Regions from separate parts of the Mus musculus genome. Here regions 1, 2, 3, 4 and 5 are each linked to region 6. Evidence: chromatin loops called from intact Hi-C (ENCODE). Cell type or tissue: heart. All regions are shown on one strand.

Region 1 (5,000 bases), 170 kb before region 6:
TTTTTTTTTTTTTTTTTTTTTTGAGATATGGTCTTACATAGCTCAATCTTGTGTAGCCTAGGCTGACCTCCTGCCCCAACCTTCCCAAGCAAGTCACCCATTTTTCTTTCTTCCTTCCTTCCTTCCTTCCTTCCTTCCTTCCTTCCTTCCTTCCTTCCTCTCTCTCTCTCTCTCTCTCTCTCTTTCTTTCTCTTTCTTCTTTCTTCTCTTTCTCTCTTTCTTTCTTTCTCTTTTGGTCATTCATTCATTCATTCTTGTAAGGAATGAACCTAGAGCCTTGAACATATAAAGCAAACACTTTACTATTGAATAGCCTTTCTAGTTCCCCTCCCCATGCTATTCTCAAGTCTGGCTTCAAAGTCCTGGTTTCTCTTTAAATTAAACACACACACACACACACACACACACACTCCATATTTCCTTCCATAGTGCATGAGTGGAAGTCAGAGACCAACTTAAGGGAGCTGTTTCTCTCCTTCAGCCATGAGCATCTCAGGGGCCAAACTCAGGCTATCAGACTTGGCCACCCTCTGTTCACCCATCAAGCCATCTCACCTGCCCCCGATCTTTGCCCCCATCTCCCTCATGCTGGGGTCACAGGCATGCACCACACACTTGGCTAGCTTTTATAGACTTACTTTTACTTATTTTTGCAGTACTGAACCCCGTATTTCAGGGCCTCATGTGAACTTAGCAAGTGCTCTTACCACTGAGGTAAAACCCTAGCCTTTTTTAAAAAAAAAAAAGCTTTTTGAGCCCGGTGGTGGTGGTGGTGGTGGTGCACATCTTTAGTCCCAGCACTCAGGAGGCAGAGGAAGAGGTAGACAGATCTTTGCGTGTTTGAGGTCAGCCTGATCTACAGAACAAGTTCCAGGACAGCCAGAGTCACAGAGAAACCCTGTCTTGAAAAACAAAACAAGAGCTGGAGAGATGGTTCAGCGGTTAAGAGCACTGGCTGCTCTTCCAGAGGTCCTGAGTTCAATTCCCAGCAACCACATGGTGGCTCACAACCATCTGTAATGGGATCTGATGCCCTCTTCTGGTGTGTCTGAAGACAGCGACAGTGTGCTTCTATATATAAAATAAATAAATTTAAAAAAAAAAGAGAGAGAGAGAGAACAAAACAAAAACCCCCAAACAATAACCGTTTGTTGAGCTCTCACCTCTAGCCTGGCTGGAACTGTTGACCAGACAGGCCTGCACCTGTCTTCAGCCTCAGCCCCCATGAGCTGGGACTACCCGCCTGTGTCACCAGGCTCAGTTATCCCTCATGAATTAATTACTAAGGAAATCATAAAGTAAGACAGGCATTCTGTGGCAAAGCCAAGGCTCAAACAAGGAGAGAACACGGTCCAGGAGCTTGGTCTGCATTTTACACATGAAATAAGGTGGCTCTAATCCTTTGGCAGGAAGTGAACCTTTACAATACAGCGATGTTCATTAATGTTTGTTTAGTAGTTTCGTTTCTTCTGAGACAGCGTCTCACTATGTAGCCCTGGCTACCTGAAACTTACATATGAAGACCAGACAAGGCCTAGAAACCAGAGATCTGCCTGTTTCTGCCTCCTTAGCACTGGGATTAAAGGTGTACATACCCCAGCACATTCGGCAGGTTAGTATTTCTCAGCTTGCAGGACCGCTGTCCTAAAATCCCAAACCTCACAGCAGTACTGTGAAGTATGAGACTCCTGTTCGGCAGGAGAAAAGCTGAGCCTCAGAGTTCTTTTTTGTTGTTTTTCAAGACAGGGTTTCTCTATGTATCCCTGACTTAGTCTGAAGACCAACCTGGTATTGAACCCACAAGAGATCTGCCTGCTGTCTCTGCCTCCAAAGTGTGGGGATTAAAGGTGTATGCCACTACCGCCTGGCTTGTTTCAGAGATCTTCTTCCTAGAGTTACACTGATCCAGGGACTTGAATTCATACTTAGGACCCTATCTAGCTCCATTCTCTTGCTAAACTCTTGTCTCTTCTGAGGCTTAAAGCTCTGGGAGTCTATAGTAAGCCATTACAGTGTTGTGCCGTAGATGGGCAAACCACAGAAGTGAAATTTACCTTGGGTTGAAGAGCCTCAGTGAAAAAACACAGCTTAGCACGCAGGAGGCCGTGATACAGCCCCAGCACCAAGTACATTTAAATGAAGGTCGTACTTGAACAGACGGACAAGAGACGAATGCGGGCGGGCGCTGTTGGCTTCTCAGAGTCTAGGCTTCTCTCTATAGGAGAAACAGTTCATTAATTCGCAGGAGTCTTATATTACTTTTCTCCTTACTGCAACCAAATGCCAGGAAAGAAACAATTCGAGGGAGGAGGGTTATATTGGCTCATGGTTTGAGGGGACACAGCCATTGTCATAGGGAAGGCACGGTGGCTGCTGGCTCTGCAGTAGCTGCCTGCTCACATCTCAGTGGTCCAGAAGGCAGAGACTCAGAAGGAGGTTCAACAAGGCCAGAGAGCTCAAGAACCGTCGCTCCAGCAACTCATTCCTTCCCGCAGGACCCTGTCTCTCAAACTAGCTGGGGATCGAGGGTTCAAACACAGCAGGCTCTGAGGGATATTTTTCAACCAAACCATAACAACATTTACCAGCAATACAACTTGAGACATAGACAAAAAGATCAGAAAGAAAAACAGAGATTTTCACAAGTCCAGAGTGAAAGCCTTGCTCCAGGCGTTCACCTCACTGCCCATTGGGACGGTGCTCTGTGATCTTACACGTCCTGTGTGCGGGAGCCTTGTCTCTGTGCCATGTCCCTCCTGCAAGCTGACACTAGTGCTTCCCTGCTCTTCTGTGGAGTAGGCCTGTCACTGGTAAGCACTGGAGAACTGTATGCCAGCACTCATGTCAAACGCTCAAATTCATGGCTCTTCAGCTTCTACCTTTCATTCTGGGAAACAAGACCCGAGACAGGAAAGTGAGGTAGGTGGAGCGCCCTGCCTTTGACCCTCACTGAAAAACCAGGACCTTGCCTGGAAGGACTTCAACCCTTAAAGGAGTTGAACTTTGCTGCAACTCCACAAGTGAACTGCAGGTGGCAGTGGTCACTATCTTTCCCCATTCTTCCCACATCATCTTTTAAAAGCAGGCAAATCCTTATCTACCTTGTATTTAAGAAATTCCAATTTTTCCTCTGCAACCCAGGTATATTTGACTTTAAAAAAATTTTTTTGGAGGGGATCGCTTTTGAGACAGGGTCTCTCTACAGAGCACTGGCTGTCCCTAGAACTAGACATGGCTCACCTCTCTCTCCCGAGAGCCGTGATTGAAAGTGTGCACCACTACTGTCCAGCCAATTAAAATATTGTTAAGGAAATGTTTTAAAGCCAGGTGTGGTGGTGCATACCTTTGGTCCCAGCACTCAGGAGGCAGAGACAGGATCTCAGAGTTTGAAGCCAGTGTGGTTTAGAGAGTGAGTTCCAGGACAGCCAGTGCTCAGCATTCATCTCAGGGTCCCAACAAGTACAGCCACTGTTTAGAAGCAGACACAGATGAAGCCGAAATCTAGTCTATCTAGTGATGACCTGGCCAAGTCCTGTAAGCCCGAGAGAGCACCTGTGCCGAGCTACTGTAGCATGGTTAGGTGCTTGGCTTGGTGACTCTGAATGGTGGAGTACAAAGTGGCTGTGCTTGGTGACTCTGCATGGTGGAGTACTAGGTGGCTGTAAAGACAGCAGCTGATGTAAGTGAGCCACCCCGGCTGCTTCCCAGGGCTGAGGGTGTATTTAATAGGACTTGCCCTGAATTTGATTAAGGTACTGCAGTGATAGAGATGGCCATCCTTTCTCCAGGAGACACATACTTCCGTGAGTCAGATGAGTCGTGTACAGTCGGCCCTCAGATGCAAGGCTGCAGCTGCAGCAGGCATTCACTGTACTGACTTCCCTGCATGATGCAATTTTTTTCCCAAATAAAACAAAAAAAATTTACAAATTTAAAGATTTATTGTAGAATACTTATAATTTCTGGCAAAAAAAAATCAACTACATAGTTGATTCTTAGTGTCCGTGTCCACCAAGGATACGAGAACTTAAACACAGAGGAGCTGAACATTGAGTTTATTAGAAAAAGATTTGGCTACTTCTTCCTTTGAACTTCAAGGCTCAACATTGGCTCCGAGGCGCCCTCTTTTCTGCTTCAAGCTCCCTTTCCACGGTGGGGTGGAGTCCTGGTTCTGCGTATTCACAGGCACGGCAGTCACATGAGGCAGCAATGCTGCGCAACAGCCTCAGGCAGTTGAGAAAGCCAGGCCTACTGCTTCTGTCTAGATGGTTTGCAGAGCAGATACTAGGGATGATACTGCAGCCTCCTCTTAACTAGCTGCAGTCTGCTTTGCATGCAGGGCTTGCAATGTCACCTTTTCTTTACAAACTTCTTTCTGGAGGCATTGGGATTTAAGCGTCTCCTCCCGGCTCCCAACATGCCGTCCCGGACTTGCAGGATGGCCGAGCGGCTGGAGATGTCATTCTCTGCAAAGGGAGAAACCCCGGCTATGTAGTCAGGGGCGAACACGTCGGTCTTCTGCCTGGCCTTCTGGGAGAGTCGCAGCTGGGGGAAGCGCTGATCCTCGGTCAGATGGGGGTTGATGGCGTATTTGCCCCCTTTTGGAGTGGGTAGTGAGTACTGCAATTAAGAGGAAAGACTGTTAGACCAGGGATGCCAGCTCACACAGATCCTCATGCAGTCACACAGGACTGTCCTGCCCACTGTGTGTCAACAAGACAAGTATCTCCCAACCATGCTTCCCTCGGTTGACAGATGAAAAACTGAAGGGAGTGTCTATACACTGAGCTAAAGACAGATGGACAAGCCGGGCGTGGTGGTGCACGCCTTTAATCCCAGCACTCGGGAGGCAGATGGATTTCTGAGTTCAAGACCAGCCTGGTCTACAAAGTGAGTGCCAGGACAGCCAGGGCTACACAGAGAAACCCTGTCTCGAAAAACTTAAAAAGACAGATGGACAGAGCTTCAAGAAGCTGACGCCATTTCCAGAGGTGCAAACG
Region 2 (5,000 bases), 120 kb before region 6:
GCTGAGAATGACCTTGCCCGTCTACGGCCTCCACCTTTCAAGCCCTGGGATTATAAACTTGTGCTGTCATACAGATTGCAGGCATGGATCACCATACCTGTCCTGGGATTGAGGTCTCCTTTTACATTTTTTTTTTTTTTGTTTTGTTTTTTGTTTTTTGAGACAGGGTTTCTCTGTATAGCTCTGGCTGTCCTGGAACTCACTTTGTAGACCAGGATGGCCTCAAACTCAGAAATCCACCTGCCTCTGCCTCCCTAGTGCTGGGATTAAAGGCATGAGCCACCACGCCCGGCTCCTTTTAAATTTTAAAATTTATTTATTTTTAATATTTATTTATTTAATTTTATGTGTGTGAGTATTTTGTCTGCATCTATGTCTGCATTCCATATGCATGCCTGATGCCCTTGGAGCTGAGAAGAAGGCATCAGGCTCCTTAGAACTGGAGTTACAGATGGTTGAGAAGTGCTGTGTGGGTGCTGGGAGTTGAACCCAGGTCCTCTGCAAGGATCACAAGCGTTCTTAAGCACTGAGCCATTTCCCCAGCTCTTTGGGTTGGGCTCTTCAGTTTCCTCCTCAGCCGCTGACTAACCCTGCCACTCTGCTTCCTTTGCAGTTCCATTGTGATGACATGGCATCTGCCAGCTCCAGCCGGGCAGGAGTGGCCCTGCCTTTTGAGAAGTCCCAGCTTACCCTGAAAGGTGAGCGTCATTGCCTGAAGTATTTGAGGCACATCTGTCTGGAGAGTCAGGTGTTCTGAAACAATTCAGGAATGTAGCATTTGTCTCAGAAGATTATCACTCTATAACTAGAGTTCTTGGAAAAGAAAGCAAATAACGGGGCTGTGGGGAAAGTAGACCTTTTGGCTAAAATGCTCAGAGATGGTTGATTCCTTTGTGCCCAGGGCTCCCCCTCTGTACATTAATGCTCTAGGTGATCGCATCCAGCCTCATAGCTTTAAATGCCTTCAGTAAAAGGTCACTCTCAGATTGGTGTCTGTAGCCTAGACCTTTCCTGGAACTCCCAGTATTCACAGAAAGTGTCCAGGTCTGTTACCGTGCTTCTGCCTTCTTCTCATCGCTCATGTTGGCCTGGCAGTGAAGCCAGCGCCTGGTATTTAGCACTCCTCCCCAGTCCTGTTGTCCGCCCTGGCCGCAGCACTCAGTTCTGGAGTAAGGTCCTAGACCTGCCTTTCTGATTCTGCCCTTTGTCTTCTTTCCTGGTGCTGTGGTTGCACAGCACCCAGCAGTCTTGTTAAAGTGTAAGCCGCATCTCTGCATTTCAGCGTCAACGCTGATGAGCACTGTTTTCTCATGCATGTCCTCTTCCCTCTGCATTCGTGTCCTGAGCCGTTCTGGCCTCCCCACACGCTGACTCTGGGCCATTGCCCTGGCCATCTGAGTGAAATGCTTTTAGCTTGCTTTGTTCTTTACACATTTTGTCACCCTTCAGTGAGGCCTTCCCCACTAAGTTCCTCACATCTGTCTCCCCCAGTTTGTTCTTTTCTTTAAGGTTGTCATTGCTCAACATCTGCGTACTTCTATTAAAGGTACTTGGGGAATGAGCCTAAGGCCTCAGAGTTTTGCCAGTTTGACTTGGGGAATGTAGCTTAGTTGTTAGAGTTTGCCTAGCATGCACGAATAGGACTGGGCTCAGTGCTCCTGAATAAACGGGTGTTGTGGTGTGTGCCCATCATCCCAGAACTCCAGAGATGGAGGAGGATTAGAAGTTCAAAGTCATCCTTAGCTACATAGACAGTTGGAGGCCAGCTTGGGATATGTGATACCCTGTCTCACACCAAACTGTACCAACCAACAAACCAACCAAACCAAACCAACCAAACCAAACCAACCAAACCAAACCAACCAAACCAAACCAACCAAACTAAACCAACCAAACCAAACCAACCAAACCAAACCAACCAAACCAAACCAACCAAACCAAACCAACCAAACCAAACCAAACCAACCAAACCAAACCAAACCAAACCAACCAAACCAAACCAAACCAAACCAAACCAACCAAACCAAACCAACCAAACCAACCAAACCAAACCAAACCAACCAAACCAAACCAACCAAACCAAACCAAACCAAACCAACCAAACAAACCAACCAAACTAAACCAAACCAAACCAACCAAACTAAACCAACCAAACCAAACCAACCAAACCAAACCAACCAAACCAAACCAACCAAACTAAACCAAACCAAACCAGGGAAGAAGCTAGAGTACAAAAGCCCGATCTAAAACCAAATCAGGACAAGAGGAAAAGCCTGTCTGGAGAGAGCTGAGAGCATTGACTTGGGGAGAGTTGGTTCCTGCCTCAGACCTGCTTTTCACTAACTTTGATTGCAGGGAAGTTAATTTGGCTCCCTGAACTTAGATGGCCCAGCTGTGAAGTAAAGAAATTGAATTTCATTTTCTCCCCAAGATTTCTTTCTTTTTTTTTTTTTTTTTTAAAGATTTTATTTATTTATTATATGTAAGTACACTGCAGCTGTCCTCAGACACCCCAGAAGAGGGCGTCAGATCTTATTATGGATGGTTGCGAGCCATCATGTGGTTGCTGGGATTTGAACTCAGGACCTTTGGAAGAGCAGTCAGTGCTCTTAACCGCCAAGGCATCTCTCCAGCCCCTCCCCAAGATTTCTTTGTATTTTATAGGTATGCGTGTTTTCCTGCATATCTGTATGTTTACTACATGCATGAATGGCACCTGTGGAGACTGGAAGACAGCATCAGTTCCCTGGAACTGGAACTACAGATGGCTGTGAGCTGCTTTGTGGGTGCTGGGGTCTGGATTCAGGTCCTTTGTGAGAGTGATATGTTCATAACCCCTGAGCCATCTGCAGGGTCTCACAGTGTAGTCCTGCCGAGGTAGCCTGAAATTCACTGTGTAGACTAGACTGGCTTTGAACTCACAGAAATCCACATGGCTCTGCCTCCTGTGTTCCAGAACTAAAGGTGTATGCCTCCAGGCCTGGCAGGAACTTGTTGATTTTAGGGAGATTTTCTAGGACTGAATGAAACATGTTCCTGTTTTTAAAAGTTAAGGTATGCAGTGCTCCTGTCTCACCACAAGATGGCGTCAGCTAGCCTTGATGTACGTGCAAAGCGGTACATTTTCCACTTAGGTCTCATGTCTGTGACAAACCTCTATTCTCAGCCCCATCCCTGTTGCTTGTTAGCCCTAAATGTTTTTTGTTTTGTTTCTTGATTTCTCCCTACTGTAGCTTTTGGGTTTTGGAGTAGTTACTGCTTCATAGAACCCAGGGGGTGACTGTTGTTTGTCAAGTTGTAGACCTTTGTAGGACTTGTCACCTCCCCAAAGGATCTGGGAAGGGGCTTTACTTCCTCAATAGAAGGGACTGCAGGGGAGGTTAGGCTTGTTACTGGGGGTGAGGAACACCAGTTATAGCCTCTGCCTTGGGCACAGGGTGGACATGTAGATGTGTTCCCTCTGATAGACCTGCCTTTCCCACTATGGGTCATGAATGCTATGGGATAGGTGTCCCATGGAAGATGGTGTTTGTTGTCTTTACGCTCCATGGATTTGTACCAGTCTGTTGGTGATAAATGACTATGACAAGTGCTGCTGTGTGCTAGGAATAGTGACGTATGTCTGTAATCTCAGTGCCAGGGAGACAGAGGCCATTTATGGCTGAGTAGTAGGTTCAAGTCAGCCTGTGCTGTAACAGTGAGGTGCTGCTATTTACAACCAGGAAAGAAACCAGACTAAACCAAAACGAGAGCAGAGACAGAGACAGAGACAGACAGACAGGCAGACAGGCAGACCCACAGACAGACACACATGAGGGCTGTAAACAGAACAGGCTACAGTGGCTGACCACCATAGAGTGTGTTCAGCCTTATTGCTACATGAAGAAGAGCCGCAGAACAAATAAGCAGAGCCCAGGAATAGTATACAGCTGGGATGGAGTCAGGTTGCTGGGGCACGTGCTGGGGCAGAGCTCCCTCTATATAATTGGCGTGAGCCTCCCTCCCCCATACACTCTGGCCAGCCTGACCTAGAACTCACTCTGTAGTCAGATGATTCATTTATTCCAGTCTCTCCAGTCAGTGGGATTACAGGCATGAGGGACTTTGCCTGGCTTTTTTGTTTCGATTTTTGTGACTAGCTCTGTCCGGCCTGAAACGCCTTGTGTAGACCAGGCCAGCCTTGAACCTGCAGCACTCCTGTTCTTCCTCAGCTGCTGGGATTGCAGGCGTATGTCCCCATCCCAGCCTTGTTTCCTCCTGGGTACAGTCAGGGAGACAGGATATTCCCGCTTCATGAGTTGGGGGCTCCATATGATGTGTGCCTTGCAGCGTCCGCGGTAACTCTTGATTGAGACTTAGTGATTGATTTTATTTCTAAAAAAATGGTTTGCCAAAAGTGAGGAAGCAGCACTGCACTTTGCAGTGTGGCCAAATGGAGATGCTCAGAGGCAGTGCAGGGAGTCCCCGAGGGTGTCCAGAACCCCGAAGACGACGCTCCCAAACCTTAAAGGAGGCTCAGCTGCTCTGAGGAGCCCCGCTTGTGCTGACTGTCCCAGAGCAAAGGACTATAAGCCGTCATCTCAGCAGTGTAAAAAGTTAGCAGAGCCGTGCAGCGGACTTTGTGACAGTCATTTAAAAGTTGATTTGGGGGACTGGGGAACAGGCCAGTGAGCAAAGCACTTTGCTATCTCATGTGCTTTTGGGTTGGGAGCGATCTTTCTCCCTTCATAGTTCAGACTCTTGTACACACATGCTTTTTTTGCTTCTTTGTTTAGTTTATACCCCTTTTTATTTCTTGTTCAAAAACATTCATTTTGTACGTATGTGTTTGTGTGCACATGATATTTTGGTCAGTGGTCAACCTTGGGTGTCATTCCTCAGGCACGAGCTATCACCATGTCAGTTTTCAAAAGTTTTAATTTTTTTTTTTAAAAGAGGACAAACCAAACCAAACCAAACCAAAAAAAAAAAAAAAAAAAAAAAATCTTTTCAAAGGGAAA
Region 3 (5,000 bases), 190 kb before region 6:
CTCACACCAGTCATTATGCAAAATGCTCACCATCCCCACGAACTTTCCCTAGAGGGCAGCCTGAAGGATGAAATTCCTCAACTGAATTCCCTCTTCCCAGATGACTCTAGCTTGTGTCAGGTTGACAAAAAAAAAAAAAACTAACTGGCACACAGATTTTAAAACAACAACATTTGGAGTGTATTAACCCTATTATCCACCAACCTAAGGGCTACAACAGCATTGGAGGCCTATAGTTGAGATTTCTCTGCCTGGCTGCAACCCACCTCTTGTGTCCCACCAGTGAATTTTTTAAGATTCCTTGCTCTATAACGTTGTTCTGTTACCACAAAAACGTTATAACTTGATGAAAGTGTGTTGGAACAGGGAGTTTGAGATACCCTTATTCCATAGTCACTCAAATTTGACTCTAGAAGAAACTTGAGGGAGGGCTGGTTTTTGTGCAAACCTCTTTTCAAACTCACCCTGCCCTCAAGTATTGAAGAGCCTTAGAGAGCAAACAGTCAGCGGGTCTCCTAACAACTCCAGATCTCCCCCAGTTGCACTACTTCACACCCATCTCTGTAGGAGATTACGTGTATAGCACTAACTAGTAAATTCCTTACATCCTACACGTGTTGCCGAGATCCTCCTCTTTGCGTGTCAACTCAGCTGACTTAGCAGACACGTCAAACATGATGTGAGGGAAGCCAGATGCTAGTCCCACCGCTGCCCATCCCCATCCCACATGCTCCTTCCAGATCTTTCTTCACTGCAGCAAATGGAATCTCTGCCCTTCCAATTGCACGGGCCAATGAACCTTTGCAGTTTTTGGACTCCACCTACTTCTGATTCGTCACCAAATCCTGTTGAGCCTAACCTTTGATCTGGCCAAACACACCTGCTCCCTTTACTGTTGTAAGAGCATCCTGAAAGGGCCAAACCCATCCTCTTCTCTTGCATTTGATGGCTCACATGTCCACCAGAATTCCCCTCTTCAAACAAGCCTTAGCACACCTCTGCTCAAAACCTCCAGGGTCTTTCCTTAGAGCAGTGGTGACTCCACAGCCCCATCTGTTCTGACCTCAGTGAGTGTCTGACCTGGCACTCTCCCAGTTTCTTTGCTTTAGCCTGGCTCCCTAGTTTCCCCTTCCTTGAACTTCTTTAAAGGCATCCCAGTGCCTGAAGTGTTCATCCTCCTGATAACCAGTCTCACTTAGACTCTCTGACAAGCATGGACTAAATAGTCAGTCTTGACCAGTCTGTACAAACCAGCTCCCTCAGTGCCAAGGCTGTCCCTTTAATCTTTTCTCTTCCTGGCATTTTTCCATGCCCAGCATAGCTGTCTGTAACTGCCATTTTCCCCATGAATACACTTCTGCAAGGGTATGTGCATGTTGCTGTGTGCCTAGCATTGGAAGAGTGGCGGGTTTGTTGGATATGTCAGAGTGAGCACGGCCCCCACGCCCACTCAGGCATCTATTGCTCACATTCTCACTGTGTGCTATAATTCCTACACCACTTTCTTTCCTAGTGCTCTTAAAACATCTCCTTACATTATTTATCTGTGTGTTTGCACGTGTGTGTGTGTGTGTGTGTGTGTGTGTGTGTGTGTGTGTGTGTGTGCATTCTCTCAAGCACATACGCCATGGCACATGTGTGGTCAGAACATAGCTTTCAGGAGTCATTCCCCTCCTCTCACCACGTAGGTACCAGGGATAGGTGCTTCAATATGAAGCAGCCCTACTGGGCTAGCTCAGGCTACCTACTCCTGGTCATCATTTGTTACTGAATCTCTAAAGTGGTCTCCCAGGAGATTCTCCTTTAGCCTGTGTGGCATCTGAAATTGGCTAAAACTCAAGTGATTGGGCACACCTGTGAGGGATTTTTTTAATTAAAAAAAATTAAATCATTTAAAATGGGAAGACCCACTTTTAATCCAGATCTTTTGAGGTGGGAATCTAGGCCACACCTTCTGCTGGCAGTCTATATAAAGGACACAGAAGAAGGAAGGTTGCTCTCTCTACCTAACGACCTTCACTGTCACTGGCAAATCCATTCCTCCACTGGCAAGATAGCCTACTTCTTTGGAATGCTGAGACCCTGTGAGAGCCAACATTACATTTTAATTTACTGTTCCTAAGAGATCCATGAAACAAAAATGCGTCTAACCTGTAAGCCTTTTACTCAGGAACAGACATTTCCTGCAATGCTGGACGCTGTTGTTTCTGAGAGATAACAAGCCACGTGTTTTCACTCCCCTAAACAAGTGAGCTTGATCACACGTAATGGAAAATACCATGCCATTATGGGGTTGTCGTCTTAAGCCTCTGCCAAGTGTGACTCGTGGCCATTTCATGGAAACCCTGGAATAGACCTGGCCAGAGTCCATCCTCCTTGTCAGTATTTAATTAAAGCTTGCTTCAAATTTGGCTGGAAGATTGTGGCAGAGGTCTTATTCTCAACCCATGGGACTAACAACATCTAATGTCATGGACAAAAATTCAACTGGATTCTTGGATCATCTGTTGGAAGATAGTTATTGTTGGAGAACTGGACCACAGCCTATAAATCAATCTAATATATCCCCTTTCTATCTATCTATCTATCTATCTATCTATCCACCCATCCATCCATCTAGATTCATTCTATAAGTTCTGCTCCTGTAGATAACCCTGACTTAATCTGCCTGGTGCCAGAAATGAGTTGATTTGCTAAAATGAATTCCAAAGCATCCAGTATTGTCAGGTCTACAAATTTTCTGGCCACCTAGTTTTGTATACTTCCCATTTGCCACAAGAGGGCGCACTATTGTCATCTTTAACTTCACTCAGGGTAGAAAGAGATATACTTCAAGGTTTATTTGTTTCTCATGTAGCCCAAGATGGTCTCAAACTCACTACGTAGCTCAGGGTGACCTTAAATTTCTGACCTTCCTGCCTTCCATCTCCTGAGTGATGGGATGATAGCCATGTGCCACCAACATGCCTCGAGTGCATTTGAGATTTAAATTGAGTGGCTAGAGAGAGGTGGCTCAACATAAAAGCCCTTGCTGTCCTAGCAGGACAGTCCAAGTGGAGTTCAGTTCTGAGCACTTACAACAGGGGCTTATAATTGCCTGTAACTCCAGCCAGGAGATGTGATTCTACCTTCTAGTCTCCACAGGCGCGCCATGCTCACGTATGCATACACACCTAAATAAAATGCAATTTTATGCCAAAATCAGGAACTGAGAGAGTAGTTCAACAGTAGGGTACTTGGTTCACAGTTGTAAGACTATCCGTTAGACACCAACATGCACACACACATGCACACACACACATTTAAAATTATTTACTATAAATAATAAGGCCAGCCAGACATGGTGGCGCATGCCTTTAATCCCAGCACTCAGGAGGCAGAGGCAGGCAGATTTCTGAGTTTGAGGCCAACCTGGTCTACGAAGTGAGTTCCAGGACTGCCAGGACTATACAGAGAAACCCTGTCTTGAAAAACCAAAATAATAATAATAATTAATAATAATAATAATAATAAGGCCTACATGATATCCACACATTTCCTTAAATGGAATGTAATTATCAGGACTGGAAAGATGGTTTCATAGCTAGGAGCAGTTGCTGCTCTTTGCAGAGGACCTGAGTTTGGCTCCCCAGCATCCACTTCGAGTGGCTCACAGCCACATGTAACTCCAGCTTTGGGTGCTAGAAGGTGCTCTTCTGGAGTCTGTGGGCACTTGTACACACATATTCACAAACCCTCAGGCATGCGCGTGTGTGCGCGCTCACACACACACACAATTAAAAAATAAAACTGATCAACTGATCTTTAAAAATAAAAAAGGAATGTCATTGATTTCACAATATTGCAGACAAACCTTCCAGACATTTGTATATGTCAAGTTGTTTTTCTTTGGTAGAAGGCTACCGGTTTTCATTGTGGCACTTAGGATTATTTTTATATGTACACCGCTTTATTATTTATTTATTTATATCTACTTATTTATTTATTTATTTATTTATATTTACTTATCTATGCATGCAGTGGCTGCAGGAGCCAGAAGAGGGCACTGGATCCCTCGGAACTGGGGTTAGAAAAGAGGTTGGCCTTTCTGAAGGTTTTCTGCAAGAGCCAACAAGTGCACTTGGCTGCTGAGCCATCTCCAGGTCAGTAAGGGGCTATTGCTATTAAGTATTAAAGGGCTTAAAGGCATGCGCCACCATCTGATGTGTGATGTATTCATTTATTTCGATTAAAAAAAAAAAGAAATAGAAAGAATGAGACGGAGATCTGTTTTAAAATTCCTTTCCCAGGACCTGGGTGTGCTGTGTACAAGACAGAAAAGAGCTGGAGAGCCAACCCCCTGGGCGCCATGTCAGTCACTGCACAGTAATTGAAACCAGGATGTATCATAAACAGGCTTTAGCTAACTGCTAACTGCTAAACAAGTTAGTCCCTCGGCCATTGTTTACTTTGAGCAATTCCCTTCTGCCCTAAACCACAGAGAGGTAATTATAGACAACGAATCTTGATGGAGGACTGGATGCCATCTAACTGGGACTAGCCCGAAGAAAATGGCGAATATTGCATAAATGACCTAGAAGAGTATTTCCAGCTCGCTTCTGCACCTTGCCCTGAGGCTCCTAATCTGACTTCATTCATTTTGTTGTTATGGCAGAACTATCAAAAAAAAAAAAAAAGCATGAAGCAAACTTACTCCTTTTCCCATCCTCGTGGAGCAAAGGAAAAAAATGAAAGCAAGTCAGACAAGCTGGGGAAAAAGAAAGCTGCGTCTAACTATATGTTAGGAAAAAAATCCTTATTTTCTAGCTTTGATCTGGTTGTCAGCTGGAATGGACTTGCCCAGGTGATGGCCCACAGAGAGGCCAAACTTGTTCTTCTTCTGCTCCTCTTGAACTTCCTTTTTCATTAAGAATCCTGCCTGAAAGTTTAGGTCAAACAGGCTGCTTGGAGCAAAATAGAGTGGGGTCTCCTCCCAGACGGTTTCCAGACGTTTCTTCCAT
Region 4 (5,000 bases), 460 kb before region 6:
GGAAAGTCAGATCGGCAGGCTTGTGCGAAAGGTGCTTTTACCATCTGAACTGTCTCTCTCTCCCTCACCTACCCCATCCTCATGACTCAAGATGTGGCCATGCTTGGCCAGAAACTCAACATATTGTCAGGCTGAAGTCAGAGATCTGTCTGCCTCTGCCTCAAAGGAAAGGCTCAAAGTGGCCTTGCTTGTAGCCAAGGACAGTGTCAGAGTTCCTGATCCTCCTGTGTCAAGTCCTCATGGGTGGGATCACAGGCAGGCATCACCACATTGGTTTTCTGCGGTGGTGGTCTGGAACCCAAGCATTCAACCAGCGGTGCTACAGCCTCAGCCCCATGTGTAACCTTTTATCGAATCTAACTCTGATGTTTGAGAATGGCGAACAACAGGGCTCAGGTGCATTTTATTTTTCTATGAGTATCGGATTCATTGACCTTCTTTAAGAAAATCCCCTTCCGGGGCTAACAGACCCACGGCTCAGAGTTTAAGAACGCACACTGTTCTTGAACGGTGGGTTCAGTTCCCAGCATCCACACGGTGCCTCACAACTGCCAGCAAATCCAGTTTCAGACAATATGATACTTTCTGGTCTCCATGGATACCTGCACACATGTGATACATACCAACTCACTGTAAAAATCATAAACATAGAAAACCAAAAGCAAAACCCCTCATTTCTGAAGTGCTACTTTTGTTACGGATCAAGAGGCCCGGGTATAGGTCTGTTTCTAGGGCTACAGAAATTAGAAAGCTAATTGAGTATGTAAGAAAAAAAAAAAAAAAAGAAAGAAAGAAAAGTGAAGACCACGTGACTAAACAGCCCGTGGGCCTTTAACTCCCTGGGACCCCTGGACTGGTGGGAGATCAAACAGGAAAGCAGCTAGATATTCTGACCCAGGAAACCTCAGGCAGCAGTAGTAGTATTTTTTTTTTCCTTTTGTTGTTCGATTTCAAGTGTCGGGGAGTACAATGGAAAGAACATCCACTTGGGGCAGGAAATGCCAGGGAAAGAGCCCAGAGGACGTGACATTTGGGTGGGTCATGAGTGACGATGAAATCTGTCATCTCTTTTTATGACTGTAATCTGCTGTCTACCGTGCGTTTCCCACCCGCGTTTCATCTGCATTATGTCTTATCTGATTTAGAAGGGCCCACAGGGAACTGTATCCCGCCCCCTCCCAACCCCTCGCCCCAGAAGATCTGAGAGCTGGGGCTGGTTCTGGGTTTGTCAGACTCAGCTGTACTTCGTAAAGGCCTGGGCTGGGCCTTTAAATTTTTTTCTGTAACTGTAGTGCCACAGGATTCCTGAGTTTCACCCACACACAGGCTCCCTACCCGAGCCCCAGCTGGCTGCCAACACCCACACTAACCAACTAACCCCCAGCAACACCGCCTTGGCTGTGTCGAAATTCACACCACACCATACCTCCCCGGGTCTGGAAGAAAGGCACAGGGTCTTGGTGCTGTGCAGACACCCTGATAAGGCTCTGGTGAATAACCCGTGAGTAACAGGAAATCAGGAAACAGGAGCTGCCCCTGTAGCAAGAAACGGGAGGGTGGATGGCTGTTCGCACAGTGGTCTGTACACCGGCACCGTGGACGCGCCCTTCAGTGTCGAGATTCCAGTTTCCTTCCCTGACTGGGGGATGAGAATGGAGTTCACAGAAGGCAGCTGTGGATTTCCAGTGAAACTCCCTGGGACATTCTGATCTCGATGTCCCAGCAGGTTTGGAAATGGTAGTATTACTAAACACCTGGACCCATTCTTCATTAAAAAGATTAAATTAAGTCAGGTGTGGGAACCGGTGCCTGTAATGTTGGTACGTGGAGGATGTGGCGCGAGGATGGGTGAGTTTGAGGCAATCCAGAGCTACATAGGAAAACTTTCTAAAAAATGTGTGTGTGTTCACGTGCGCAAGAGTGTGTGCATTCCTGCATACACAGGCACTTACAGCTCACATTCACACACACAAAGAAAAGAAAGGACTATTAATGATAATTAGCAGAGGAAAGTGGAACAGATACAGGGAAGAGTTTCTTGTGCCTTTATATCTTTCCATGGTGTTAAAAATTTAGCCTCAGTGAGTTCAAGGCCAGCCTGGTCTACAGAGTGAGTTCCAGGATAGCCAGGGTTACACAGAAAAACCCTGTCTCAAAAAAAAAAAAAAAAAAAAAAAGCCTCAGAAATTGCTACTTTTTTATGGCTGGGGGTGGTGGTACATGTCTTTAATCCCAGATTTCGGCAGATCTCTTTGAGTTCAAGGCCAGCCTGGTCTACAGAGTGAGTAAGGGTTACACGGAGAAACCCTGTATCAAACAAAACAAAACAAACAAACAAAAAACCAAACAAGCAAAAAGGAAGAAAAAAGAAAGAAAAGAAAAAAGAAAAAAAGAGCCAGGACAAGCTAAGGACGTAGCTCAGTTGGCAGAAAATTTACCTAAAGTACATCCATCATCAGAACCAGAGAACCCAGGCAAGGCAGTATAGCCCTGTAATCCCACCCTATAGAGATGGAGGCAGAAGAACCAGACGTGAAAAGCAATCCTTGGCTTCGAGTGAGTTTGAGGCTAGTGGCCGTTCAGAGTCACAAGAGACTTTGTCTAAAACAAAACATACACGTATACTTACATATACACGTAAACCTTGAGGAAAATTCAATACCTCTCCGGAACCTGTGAACTGTTTTCCTTACAGCAGGGGGCAGCAATGATTCTCAAATATCCCTGACATCAGCACTAACCTGCGGCTTGGCGTCCACGGGTTTCCAGTTCCAGGCCCAAATACCATCCAGCAGATCATAAGGGAAACGAAAGACAATCACCACAGAAAGCTTTAGATGCCGGAGGAATTGTTAAATAAAACATGTTCCAGGTTCTTTTATTGATCCTGAAAACCTGTGTTTGCCCTGAAGCTCAGTTTTCCCATCTGATAAATTAAGTCTATAGATTTGCTGAAATCACTTTAAAGAGCTCTTTCTGCATCTGTTAAGAAAACAAAGGACAACATATCAAACCAAACCCATTTTAAGCTGGACGTGGTGGCACACACCTTTAATTTCAGTACAAAAGGCAGAGGCAGGCAGAGTTCCAGGCCAGCTTGGTCTACAGAGCAAGTTCCAGGACAGCCAGGGCTACACAGAAAAATCATGTCTCTAAAACCCCAAACAAACAAACAAATAAATAAAGTAAGACTTTAGCTGGGTGTGGTGCACACACCTTGCTGTGTTCAGAGGGCATCAGATTTCTCTATGAGTTCGAGGTTAGTCTGGTCTAACAGTAAGTTCCAGGCCAGCCAGTACAACATAGTGATAATCCTACTTAATGAAAAACAAAAGCAAACCCAGAAAACCTTTACAAATCCAAATCAGCATCAGGAAGGAACAAGCCCCAGTGCCCTCTGAAATTAATTGGATTATCAAATTATCTGTTAGACAGCCCTCAGCTGACCAGGATGACTTATTGGCAGTTTATCTTTAGAATACTAATTTTTGGGGGTGGAGTGGGGTGGGGTGGGGTGGGGAGATTGGCACTTACTCAGATCACTGATGGAGAAAAAGAGCCCTTCCAATCTATAAATGTTTAGCATGTGTGCAAAGGTCGTGGATCTAGTGTTCAGGAGCCACACCCAGACTTACAAAAGGATCTTGAGTGGACTGGCCAAATTAAACAGCACAAGCACTTGTAGAGAAATAAACACAAGTTAAAATGTAACCACAGCTATTTGTTCTTGCCGCTCTGTTCTCCTCTGTGGGAGGGGCTGAGAGGGTAGATGGAGCTCTGGTCACTCTAGCAGGAACCTGAGCCTTGCTGCCAAACCCTCTTTCTTTCTTTCTTTCTTTCTTTCTTTCTTTCTTTCTTTCTTTCTTTCTTTCTTTCTTTCTTTCTTTCTTCCTTCCTTCCTTCCTTCCATCTTTCTTTCTTTCTTTCTTTCTTTCTTTCTTTCTTTCTTTCTTTCTTTCTTTCTTTCTTTCTTTCTTTCCCCAAGACAGGGTTTCTCTGTCTAGCCCTGGCTGTCCTGGAACTCACTCTGTAGACCAGGCTGGCCTCGAACTCAGAAATCTGCCTGCCTCTGCCTCCCGAGTGCTGGGATTAAAGGCGTGCGCCACCACGCCCAGCTAGGAAACACTTTCTGTATAAGCATGTGCATTATGCACTACATGTCTTTACATACACATGGCGTTTGTACTTCTCCAGCTTCCTTCATGCTTCAACAGCAATGTTGTTTTTACAGGTGGCTAAAAAAAAATCCCAATACTATCTCTTCTGTGTGTATATATGTGCATGTATGTGTATGTTTTTGTGTGCAAGTGTGTGTGAATGTGTGTATGTATGTATGTATGTATGTGCATGTATGTGCACATGTATGGGTGTATGGGTGTGTATGTTTGTATGTGCAAGTGTTTGTGTGTGTGTGCATGTGTATGTGTGTGTATGAACTGGTACTAGGAACAAAACTCAGGGTCTATTACATGCGAGGCTCTATTATTAAACTACATCCCCAGCTCTTTTTATTTATATTTTCTATTTTTTTCTTGAGATATCACTAAGCTATCTGGACAGGGAGGAGAGGGCCGGGGGGCTTGAACTCTCTATACCTAGGCAGGCCTTGAACTTCTGACCATCCTGCCTCGGCTTACTGAGTGCTAGGGACATAGGTGTATAAGACCACAGCCAGCCCTGTATCTATAATTTGATTCTCCTGGGATGTCTTCAGGAAGGAGTGACTCTGCAAAGGAGCCCCAGTTTCCAAGGTCACCTCCCTCTCTGGGAGGGAGCCCTAAGCACCCAGAATGGTCCCCAGGATGAGATAATCAAGGCACGCCTAAGAAACATCTGGGATACGTGTACACCCACCATTGCTGTGGTCTGTTCTTTGGGATCTCATGCTGGTCCAACATGAATTTCATTATACACTGTACTCATTAAAAAAAAGAGAGAGAAAGAGGTTTGTTTTTGTTTCTGAGTATATACATGTGTTTGTCTGAGTGTATACCATGTAT
Region 5 (5,000 bases), 470 kb before region 6:
CCTTTCTTACCCTGTTGGTTTAAGAGCGTTACAAGCCCAAAATGACCAGGGAGAAGTCTGAGCTTCCACTTCAACAGAATGTTTGTTGTGGCTCCTGGCAGGAGCACTCCTCCCTCTGGAACTAAAACTTCCAGGCCTGCAGAACTCAAGGTTGCAGGAACAGGCAGCAAGAACTCTCCTAGTGGGTCACTAGGAGTGATAGTGAGTGGAGCTATTCACTTTTCCACTCCTTGATCCCTAGACCCATGCATTCTAACTATGGGAGAAATTGTACCATATATTGGACTTTGATTCAAAGCATATTCTGCCTTTTGGAGAATTCTGTCACAGCCCTCCAGGTTCCTGCTACCTAATTGGCACTGTAACTGTCTTCAAAAGACCATTCTATTTTTCTATCAGGCCAGCTGCTTCAGGATGCTGAGGAACATGGCAAGACCAGTGGATTCCATGATTGTGGGCCCACTGTCGCACTTCTCTGGCAGTGACATGATTCATTGGTCAGAAGCAATACCGTGTGGAATACCATGATGGTAGACAAGGCATTCTGTAAGTCCATAGATGGTGGTTTTGGCAGAAACATTTTGTGCAGGAAAGGCAGACCCAGAACCAAAATAGGTATCTACTCCAGTAAGAACAAAATGTTGTCCTTTCCTTGGAGGAAGTGGTCCGATGCAGGCAAACTGCCACCAGGTTGTTGGCTGGTCACCTGGAGGAATGGTGCCATATCTGGGGCTCAGTGTTGGTCTTTGCTGTTGGCAGATCTGGCATTCAGCAGCAGCTGTAGCCAGGTCAGCCTTGGTGAGTGGTAGTCCGTGTTGCTGAGCCCAAGCATAACCTCCATCTTGGCCACCATGGCTACCTTGTTCAGGGATGGCTGAGTGTGGGACTGTGAAAGGCAGCCTGTTTTCTGGTCGAGCTCGGTTTTAACCCCGGAGATCCAGCAGATTAATCTTCAAGGGATGAAAGGAAGTTTGCTGCATCCTCCCAGACACTAGGCTCCGGACACATGCCCACGCTCCTTTCTCAGCTCTTCCGAGGCATACAGCAGCATCTGGGATGTCTGAGAGCCTGAGAACCTATTGTCCTCGGCCTCTGCGCAGGCCCAGGGACCCTGAGCCAATTCTGACAGGCCTGAGGGGACCTAAGACTGGACTTCCCCACCCCTGGAGCAGGGTCTTGAGGCTTCTCACAGCCTGTGCACAGTCAAACTTCCCTCGTCCCGCTTCACCCAGAGGCCCGAGGCCTGGGCGAATCTTGCTGACTGTCCACAGAACGGGTCATCTTATCCACTTGGTTATTGAACCCCTCCTCAGCTGAAGTCACCTTCTGATGAGTATTTACATGGGACTCTTCATATCCTTTTCCCATTATAATAACCACTTTAGATCACCTTGCCTCTGGCAATTCAATGCTGCCACCTGGCCTCTGCTACCTTGGGGCCCAATTAAACCCATTGCATTTAATTCATCCAATTGAGCGGCAGCATCTCCAACCCTAAGGTCTGGCACAAGGAAAAAGACAACAACAAAACTCTGCAAAATGTGCTGGTGCCTCATCTCACCAGTTTGTGTCTTATTGGATTCGTGAAGGACATATCTTCTGGGCCTTCTCATTTTGAAGGATTAGGCTTTACACAGCGTACCCACTCTAGAACTGCCATTTCCCTGAGCCAGGAAAAAAAAATCCCTCCATCAACACTAAGCCAAAAAATATCCGGCATCTTCAACTCCTTTTCAGGAGGCCACCTTTTGATAAACGCTTCAGCCAACCAACCAAACTTCTGACACCTTTTTAAATTGTGGGTGTTTCTATATTAAACCTAGAATCTAGCCCAGGCTAGCCTCAAACCCCTGAGTTCCCATGCTTTCATTGCCGAGTGCTGATATTCCAGAGCACCTGGAGCTGTTCTAACTTTTTAAAAGTCCCAGTGTCACATGGCTGAACCAATGTCCTCTAGCTACTGTAAAAGTGATTTTTTTATGGCCTGTTATAATTGTCGTCTCTGCGGCTTACTACCTCAGTCCGCTACCCTAAGCCTAGCCCTAGACTCTTCTAGCTTCCGTACAGTCATATCTAGGCCTAGTTGTATCTAGGCCTAGAATATTTTCAGCCTCTGGGATCTGCTGCTGAATAATTTCACTCTTTCTAATTCTTTTTTTTTTTTTTTTTTGTCCAGAGACAAGGTTTCTCTGTGTAGCCCTGGTTGTCCTGGAACTCACTCTTTCTAATTCTTTTTTGTTTGTTTGTTTGTTTTTTTGAGACAGGGTTTCTCTGTATAATCCTGGCTGTCCTGGAACTCACTTTGTAGACCAGGCTCGCCTCGAACTCAGAAATCCGCCTGCCTCTGCCTCCCAAGTGCTGGGATTAAAGGCGTGCGCCACCACCGTGCAGCTCTTTCTAATTCTTTATGAGCTCTGCCTGGCTGGTTCAACTCAGTTGTTCTGTTCAAAGCCCCTCTCCAAGCTGACTGATTCAATCTGGCTTTGGCACTCACTCTGTTCTAATCTTCTGATTTCTTCTCATTCTCTGGCTCGTTCTGTCTTCACCTATGTCTAGCTTGTTCTCTCTCTGCAAACTGTCTCTGTACCACTGTCTCAGTAAAACTGCCTTCTCCCTTTTTCTCTGCCCTGTCTCTCTTAAGTAGCTTCCCTTTCCTCTCTTCTCCAGAGAGTTCAGCGTGTGCTATTCTGTAAAATCTTCTCGTATTCTCTGCCACTCAGACCTCACTTTGAAACATGAGTGCTTCTTTCTACAAACTAATTTTACCTTCGTTGTTTGGGATTAAAGATGTGTGATGAGGGCTGAGGCACACACAACTAGAAATAGTTTTTTTTTTCCAGCAAACAACACAATCTGGAGGTTAACAGGGTGATCAAACGTCCTGCAACAATCTCCCACAAATACCCAGAAAAGTCTAGGGAACTGCTTTGTGGAATTCGGTTGCTTCATGAGCTCCAGTGTTCTCCAGCAGGGGGCAGAGTGGTGTAGGGGAAAGGCCACCATCGCTGGGTGAAGAACAGGCAGGCCTTAGACCTCTGCTTTACTTACTGACTTGGGTAAAAATTTAAGTTTTGGGAGTCAAAAATTTCCCCTGTCTACTTGAGAGGCCAGTCTACCAAACAGACAACGTATACAGCTTTAAGTAGGATGTGAACATGAAATAATGCCTGCAAATACTACTGAATTCAACAATGAGCAATCAACAATGCTTGTTTTTGGCTTTGCCGACATGTGAATGTAAATATGTGTATGTGTATTTGTGTATGTGCAGATATGTATGTGCCATGTGTGCACATCGTGTGGGTAAGCCTGAGGTTGGCATAGGAGTCTTTCTTTTACTTTACTTTATTTTTTGTTGTTGTTTTTGTTTTGGAGACAGGATCTCACTATATAGGCCGGCTGGCCTGGGACTCTCTATGTAGAGGAGGTTGTATTTGAACTCACAGAGTCCTGCTTGCCTCTGCTTCTCAAGGGCTGGGATTAGAGGTGTGGCGTGGTAACCTGGCCCCAGCACAGTTTTAAAAGTTAGTAATATCCATTGTCAGGGAAGGCGCCTTCAGCAGCGCTATTGATGGTGGGAGCAGCAATCCATACAACCTTTAAAGATACAAACTCAGAAAGGAACAAGCCATCATTAGCTATACAAATTCCAATTTTAGAAATTATTCCTGGAGGAAGGATCATAAATGGGCACCACAGTTTGAGGGTTTTTCATCGGGGAATCACTTATAATTTAGAAAAATTAAATTATGGTGTGGACCATATTTAGGAATCTTATTCTGTGATTTTAAAAAACGGCATCCCTGTCAAACTAACTAACTACCTACCTACCTAACTACCCAACAGTTATTTAATGCTCAGTATATAAAGGAAAAAGAATAGAGCAATAGAAATATTTAATATATAAAATATCTCTGGATCATGGGCTACTGGCGCCTGCCTGTAACCTCAGCTGAGGCCGAGGCAGGAGGATCTCAAGTTCTAGGCCTGTTTGGCTACAGAGCTGGTTCATCTTGAGCCTGGGCAACTTAGTAAGACTTTCTGTCAAAATAAAAGTAAAAAATCAAACATCAACACTAACAAAAAAGGAGAGGGAAGGACAGCAAGATGGCTCAGGGTGTGTGTGTGTGTGTGTGTGTGTGTGTGGGCAGCTCTGATGGCAGCAAGTCAATTTCTGGATCTCAAAGAGGAGAGAAGCTACTTGAGATCTTTCCTCTCCTCGGACTTTACACACACACACACACACACACACACACACACACACACACATACACACACACACATACACACACACACACACATACATACACACACACACACACACACACACACATACACACACACATACATACACATACACACACACATACACACACACACACATACACACACACACAGAGGGGTGGGGAAGGTAGAAGGGAAGGAGAGAGAGAAGTGGGGACTGGGAGGAGGATATGACACCACATGCCTGTAATTCCAGCACTTGGGAGTCCTAACTGTCATAGCCTGGTCTGTACATCGGTTTTAGGCTGGCCAGGCACACACAGTAAAACTGCATCAAGAAGACAAAACAAACAAAAAAACAAAACAGTGGAGTTGGAGAGATGGCTCTCTGAGTGTAGCATGTTCGTTCAGAGGATTTATGCTCATTTTCTAATACCTACATCTGTACAAATGTCCAATAACCTCTCTGGCCTCCTCTGGCTTTGTGCACATCGTACACATTCAGACATCCACACATACAGATAAATTAATGAGTAAATAAAACTTCTTTTAAAAGCCAAATAAATAAATGAGATGCTGGGCAGCAGTACTTTAATCCCAGCACTCAGGAGGCAGAGGAAGGTGGATCTCTGAGTTCAAGGCCAGCCTGGTCTACAGAGCGAATTCCAGGACAGTCAGGGCTACAGAGAGAAACCCTGTCTGGAAAAACAACAACAGAGGACCAAGCCATAGCTGTTTACCAAGCAGAGGATGGGTAAGCCCTTTGGTCTAACCCC
Region 6 (5,000 bases):
ATGTAAAAAAAAAAAAAAAAGAAGAAGAAAAAGTTTAAAAAAGGTGCCATCGCTAATTGTGATGTGTGTGCCTTCACTGAGTGGTGGATCTAGCATGGAACGGAGGGGGCTAGAGATGGGGCTCAGTCAGTGGGCACATGCTTAGCACGCACAAGAACCTGGGTTTGACCATCAGCACCACAGAAACTTTGCACAGCCCCTATCTTAGGGTTCCTACTGCTGTGATGAAAAACCATGACTAAACTACTTGGGGAGGAAAGGGTTAATTTGGCTTACACCTCCACACCATAGTCTATCACCGAAGGAAGTCAGGACAGGAACTCAAACAGGGCAGGAATCTAGAGGCAGGAGCTGATGCAGAGGCCATCAAAGAATGCTGCTTACTGGCTTGCTCCTCATGGCTTGCTCAGTCTGCTTTCTTCTAGAGCCCAGGACAACCAGCCTAGGAATGTACCACCCACAATTGTTGTCACATATTTGATCACATAGTGAATCCCAAGATTGTGTTATTTACTGAAAATATCTGTTTCTGGTGTGGTGTGGCTCAGCCCTTAGTGTACACCTTTAATTCCTTTGGCTGGAATTCAGACACACTCTTAGGACACACCTTTAATCCCAAACAGTGAAGGTAAAGTTAGTTTGTAGAAGGAAGCACCACTTTGAAAGTGCTGTCTAATTGAATGGCAGACAAAGTGGCCAATCAGATGATTTGACAGAACAGGATGTGCCCAGCTCTCATGAGAGGAGAGAGGAAAGGGAAGCTGTGATGGAGAGAAGAGGGGGAGGGAGAGAGGGCAGAGGAGGAGACAGTTTTACCAGGTCAGTTATAAAGAGACAGGTTGCAGAGAGAGAACAAAGCTAGACACGGGTGAAGACAGAGCGAGCCAGAGAACGAGGAGCCAGAAGACTAGACCAGATTGCCAAGGTTAATCTGAGGCCAAGCAGAGCAAAATGTCAGAGACAGAGAGAGAAGCCAGTTTGAATCAGTCAGCTCAGAGAGGTGTTTGAGCCAGAACAGCTGAGTTGAACCAGCCAGCCAGAGCTCAGAAAGAACTCAAAAGGGTGATCTTATTCAGCAGTAAGACTCAGAGACTGAAAACATTCCAGGCCTAGATAAGGTTGCCTGGAGGCTAGAGGCTTCCAGGCCTGGGCAGGTAAGCAGTCAGCCACAGAGACCACAGCTACATCAGGTGGATAAAAGTTACTCTTACACGGTGGGTTCAGACCTCCCACATCACTAATTAAGAAAATCCCTACAGCCTACAGCCAGATCTTATGGAGCCATTTCCTTAGCGGTCCCCTCCTCTCAGGTGACTCTAGCCTGTTGATATAAAACAGCACCATAGTGCACACCCGTAACCCCAGTATTTGGGGGTGGGGTCAAGGGAAAGGAAAAGTTCAAGGTCATCGTTGGATACACAGTGATCTTGAGGACAGCATAAATACATGACATACTTTCTTTAAAAAAAGAAAAAAAATTGTCAAGTCCCCAGCACCAGACAAAGATTTGTCACCTACAACCTGAGGTGGAGGACAGGGAGTTTGACGAGCCTTGCTAAGTTTTCTAGAAAAGGATAGAAACAAATAGGTTAAAAAAAAAGAGGAAAAGAAAAAAGAAATGCACAAATCTGGGGCAGGAAGATGGTGAAGTAGGAAATAATGCTTGTTGCCAATCCTGATGCCTGGAGTTTGCTGTTTGGGTCCCCCCCAGGGAAGGGGAGAGCTGACCTCTGCAAGTTGTCCTCTGACCTCTGCTTGTGTGCCACGGAGGGCTCACACACACACACAAACATAATCAACAAAATGTAGTAATAACTAATAGTGATAATACCCCATGGGCAGTGCGTCAGGCTTCGGGGCTTTAGCTTAACAGGGTCACAGAGGTCATAGACATAAGACTTTGGAAGGTGGAAGACTTTTTTTTTTTGGGGGGGGGAAGAGTTTTTCAAAGTCAGTGGTTAAACTTTTGAGGGTTTTTTTTTCCTATTGGCTAGATATAACTATCATTAAAAATAACCTTAAAAATTGGGGGTGTTGGGGTTCAATGGTGTAAAGCTTGTCTGGCACCCACCTGGTTCCAGGCCACGCCCTGAAAACAAACAGAAACAACAAAAACTTCAAAATGAAGTAGAGTTTGATTTTAAAACACCATGACTCACACGTCCGAATTATCTCCCTCTATTGTCTGCCTATCGGTCGTCCTTGTCTGTCTGTCTGTCTGGTCCCTTCAGCTCCCGATCCTCCTGCCTCTGCCTCCCAAGTGCCCCCTCCGATTCACGTGTACACTTCACGTTATTTCATTGTGTGTCTGTGGGCATACTTCACAATTCTTTGCATCTCTTGGCTCCTGTAGTTAGGTTGGAGTCTACCCTGGGATATTTACATCAGGGAACTGGTATAAATGACAAGAAATCAATACCTCTCACCCAGTTAGGAGAAGAGTAGTGATATGGGTGAGGACCCTCTGGGTTCGGAAGGGCAGATTTCCGTGCATGGAGTGATTAGTGTTAAGTGTGGGCAGCTTCACCGTAGTGGCACCCAGCCACTCTCTGCATTGTTTCCAAAATCTTTCCTGGATGGTTGGAGCTGTAAACAAAAGCGACTGGGAGAGACTTTGGGGGCGGTTCTCAAGTCGATCTTGAACTGGGAATCAAAGGGGAGATCAGTTTAATGGCGCCACCTAGTGTCCAGGAACAGATTGCCACCAAAGAGGACAAAGGACTAAAGGATTCCTCTCCATCTGGGCTCTATAGACACCCTGTCCTCTACTGCCGTGGCTTCCTTTTCCTTTTCTTTCCACACTTCCGTTTCACTACTTCCGGAGTGAATTTTTATCTAGTCCTTCCACGGAGATAGTAATTAAGTTTTTGAAAGGTTATCAGGTGAAAATCGACGCTGTTGTTTGTTACATAGAACAAACTTCCAAGTTTTTCCTCTTGTGGGTCACATAAGATGTTTTTACTTCTCCCAAACCTGCCCCCACATTCTTCCTGGAAAAAGTCAGACTAAGTATTTTTTTTTTTTTAATGTTAAATTTAACAAACAGCGTTTGATTCCTCTGTGTTTTACAGGCAGACGGGTGGGAGAACTGCCCTAACTCTGCTAGGGCTAGATTTTATTTTCATCAGGATCAGTGGCATTTATTTGGAGAGAAATAATTGTTTATGGTTGAACTCCCAGTTGAAGAGGCTTCTAGGAGCTGGAGTAAAATCCAGTCTCCAGTTTCTCCTTGAAAGGTTTACTTTGCATCTAGCACATTGAAAAATCAGGGCAACCCTCCATGGAAATGAACGCCTTTGTCCTTTAGTCTGAGCTGAAATGAAGGATGGTTAGTTGGTTGGCTCTGCACCCCTTTTCTAGTTCTGACAACTTCCATAATTTTCAATAAGAATAAACTCAGGGATTGTTATTTATCAGTTACTGTCTGTTGCTATGAAAAGAAGACATGACCCAAAGCAACTTACAGAAGGAAGGGTTTAATTGGCCTTATGATTCCAGAGAGATAAGAACCCGTCATGGCAGTGGGGCAAGGTGGCAGGGATAAGAAGCCACCACAGCAGTGGGCCAAGGCCGTGGCAAAGGAACTGAGATAGCACATCTTCAACAGCAAGCACAAAGCATGGGGGGACCTGGAAGTCCAGCAAGGCTATGTGTTCTCAGATCCACCCACCCCTGGGGACATACTTCCTCTAGCAAGGCCTGCGGCCCCTCCCCAAACAGTACCAACAACTGAGGACCGAGTGTTCAAATATCTGAGCCTTTGAGGGATATTTGTCATTAAAAATGTCTGTTACTGGCAGGCAGTGCTGGCACACGTCTTTAATCCCAGCACTTGGGAGGCAGAGGCAGGAGGATCTCTTGTGAGTTTAAGGCCAGCTTGGTCTACAGAGTGAGTTCAGGACAGCCAAGGGTACGCAGAGAAACTGAGTCTTGAAAAAAACCGAGGACAAAAACCAAAAACCAAACCCAAACAAAGTCTGTTACTTTTCTACTACTGTGATAAAACATCCCAACCGACGCAGTTTTAGACATTTCCCTCTGGGCTGTGGTTTTGGGGGGTTAGGTTGCATAATGGCAGAGTCAGCAGGTGACAGACATGGGAGCTAAGAGCTGGGGGTTCACATCCTGAACCACACAAGCTGAGACTGGGAACACAATGTGGCTCTTGAGACCTCAAAGTCCTCGTGGACAGTGTTCCTCCGGCAAGGCCACGCCTAAATATTCCCCATTTATAGACGCCTCTGACTTAGCAGACCCTTTGCTTAACAAGCACACCATCACAGGGATGTTTCCGACATCTCCCAAACGGAATCCAGGGAGGGGAGAGCACAGGCTGGGCTGTGATGCTGAGACGCTGCGATGTGTCTGTGTGGGAGAGAGCCTAATGCAGACTTCACTTCTCCCAGGATCCCTCTGTCCCATCAAGGATTGACTCAGAAATCTTGAGAAACAAAGCTTTGTTGTATGCCCAGCCCACGGGTTGGCAGTCAAAGCCATGGTCCCCTGTGTAGGCGACTTTATCAGAGCCTTCTAGGCTCACCCCCGTCTACAGGATGGCAGTAGTTTGGCCTGAGAAAAGGGATTCAGAGTTCTCACCCTCTTTTGGCATTCTCAAAGCCCTGGCTGTTGAGGAACTTGCTGTGTAGGCCAGGCTGGCCTTGAACTCACAGAGATCCGTCTGTCCCTGACGAATCTAGTCTCTTTTCTCTATGCTGTGCTGGAGATGAACGCAGGGTTTCCTCCATGCTAGGCAAGCAAGCCACCACTGGGAGCCAGTAGTCTCTCTTTTCTTTAGAAGTTAAAAACCCTACTAGGGAACTATCCTCAGTGCCCACATGTGGGTCAAACTATTAAACAGAATATATCAGGACAGCTCTCCCCTTATTCAATAAATATTCAGTTCATCAGAATGGGCCGAGCTGAATGCTTTCAGCCTGGCGCTGTCTCACACTGTGGGGTGGGGTTAGGTCTGCTTTGCATGGGCTCAGCTCAGAAGACGT

Evidence for each region. Hi-C counts contacts between places; a loop is a spot of excess contacts. Peaks named below come from ENCODE experiments on the same cell type or tissue, not always from the same donor. Only the 100,000 strongest peaks of a DNase experiment are listed, where the experiment ranks them.
Region 1: a loop joins it to region 6, with 3 times the contacts of the local background. A loop is called at or near these places in 4 of 42 quality-filtered maps.
Region 2: a loop joins it to region 6, with 6 times the contacts of the local background. A loop is called at or near these places in 41 of 42 quality-filtered maps.
Region 3: it touches region 6 in a loop (4-fold over the local background); 12 of 42 quality-filtered maps call a loop at or near these places.
Region 4: a loop joins it to region 6, with 2.9 times the contacts of the local background. A loop is called at or near these places in 7 of 42 quality-filtered maps.
Region 5: a loop joins it to region 6, with 2.7 times the contacts of the local background. A loop is called at or near these places in 9 of 42 quality-filtered maps.

Annotation. Positions count from the first base shown.
Region 1 is chr8:107,408,564-107,413,563 of GRCm38, forward strand. It overlaps Nob1 (NIN1/RPN12 binding protein 1 homolog), which reads right to left. Exons shown (of 9, transcript NM_026277.3): 9 at 3,926-4,620. The coding sequence ends at 4,351. Among named protein-coding and RNA genes, the nearest start is that of Nqo1, 7.9 kb to the left of the region's middle. In heart, a CTCF peak has its summit at 3,023 (motif pointing right); no DNase peak of the experiment used is centred here.
Region 2 is chr8:107,452,366-107,457,365 of GRCm38, forward strand. Wwp2 (WW domain containing E3 ubiquitin protein ligase 2) reads left to right here. Exons shown (of 24, transcript NM_025830.4): 2 at 614-698. The coding sequence starts at 629. Among named protein-coding and RNA genes, the nearest start is that of Gm39241, 5.6 kb to the left of the region's middle. In heart, a CTCF peak has its summit at 3,080 (motif pointing right); no DNase peak of the experiment used is centred here.
Region 3 is chr8:107,384,024-107,389,023 of GRCm38, forward strand. Nqo1 (NAD(P)H dehydrogenase, quinone 1) reads right to left here. Exons shown (of 6, transcript NM_008706.5): 6 at 4,202-5,000. The coding sequence ends at 4,796. Among named protein-coding and RNA genes, the nearest start is that of Nqo1, 17 kb to the right of the region's middle. In heart, CTCF peaks have their summits at 2,764 (motif pointing right) and 4,041 (motif pointing right); a DNase peak (open chromatin) is centred at 2,298.
Region 4 is chr8:107,113,509-107,118,508 of GRCm38, forward strand. No RefSeq gene overlaps it. Among named protein-coding and RNA genes, the nearest start is that of Gm39240, 8.1 kb to the right of the region's middle. In heart, a CTCF peak has its summit at 2,689 (motif pointing right); DNase peaks (open chromatin) are centred at 1,123 and 2,733; H3K4me3 peaks cover 675 bases; H3K27ac peaks cover 966 bases.
Region 5 is chr8:107,101,768-107,106,767 of GRCm38, forward strand. No RefSeq gene overlaps it. Among named protein-coding and RNA genes, the nearest start is that of Terf2, 7.7 kb to the left of the region's middle. In heart, a CTCF peak has its summit at 2,956 (motif pointing right); no DNase peak of the experiment used is centred here.
Region 6 is chr8:107,574,256-107,579,255 of GRCm38, forward strand. No RefSeq gene overlaps it. Among named protein-coding and RNA genes, the nearest start is that of Psmd7, 12 kb to the right of the region's middle. In heart, a CTCF peak has its summit at 2,690 (motif pointing left); a DNase peak (open chromatin) is centred at 2,676; H3K4me3 peaks cover 381 bases; H3K27ac peaks cover 510 bases.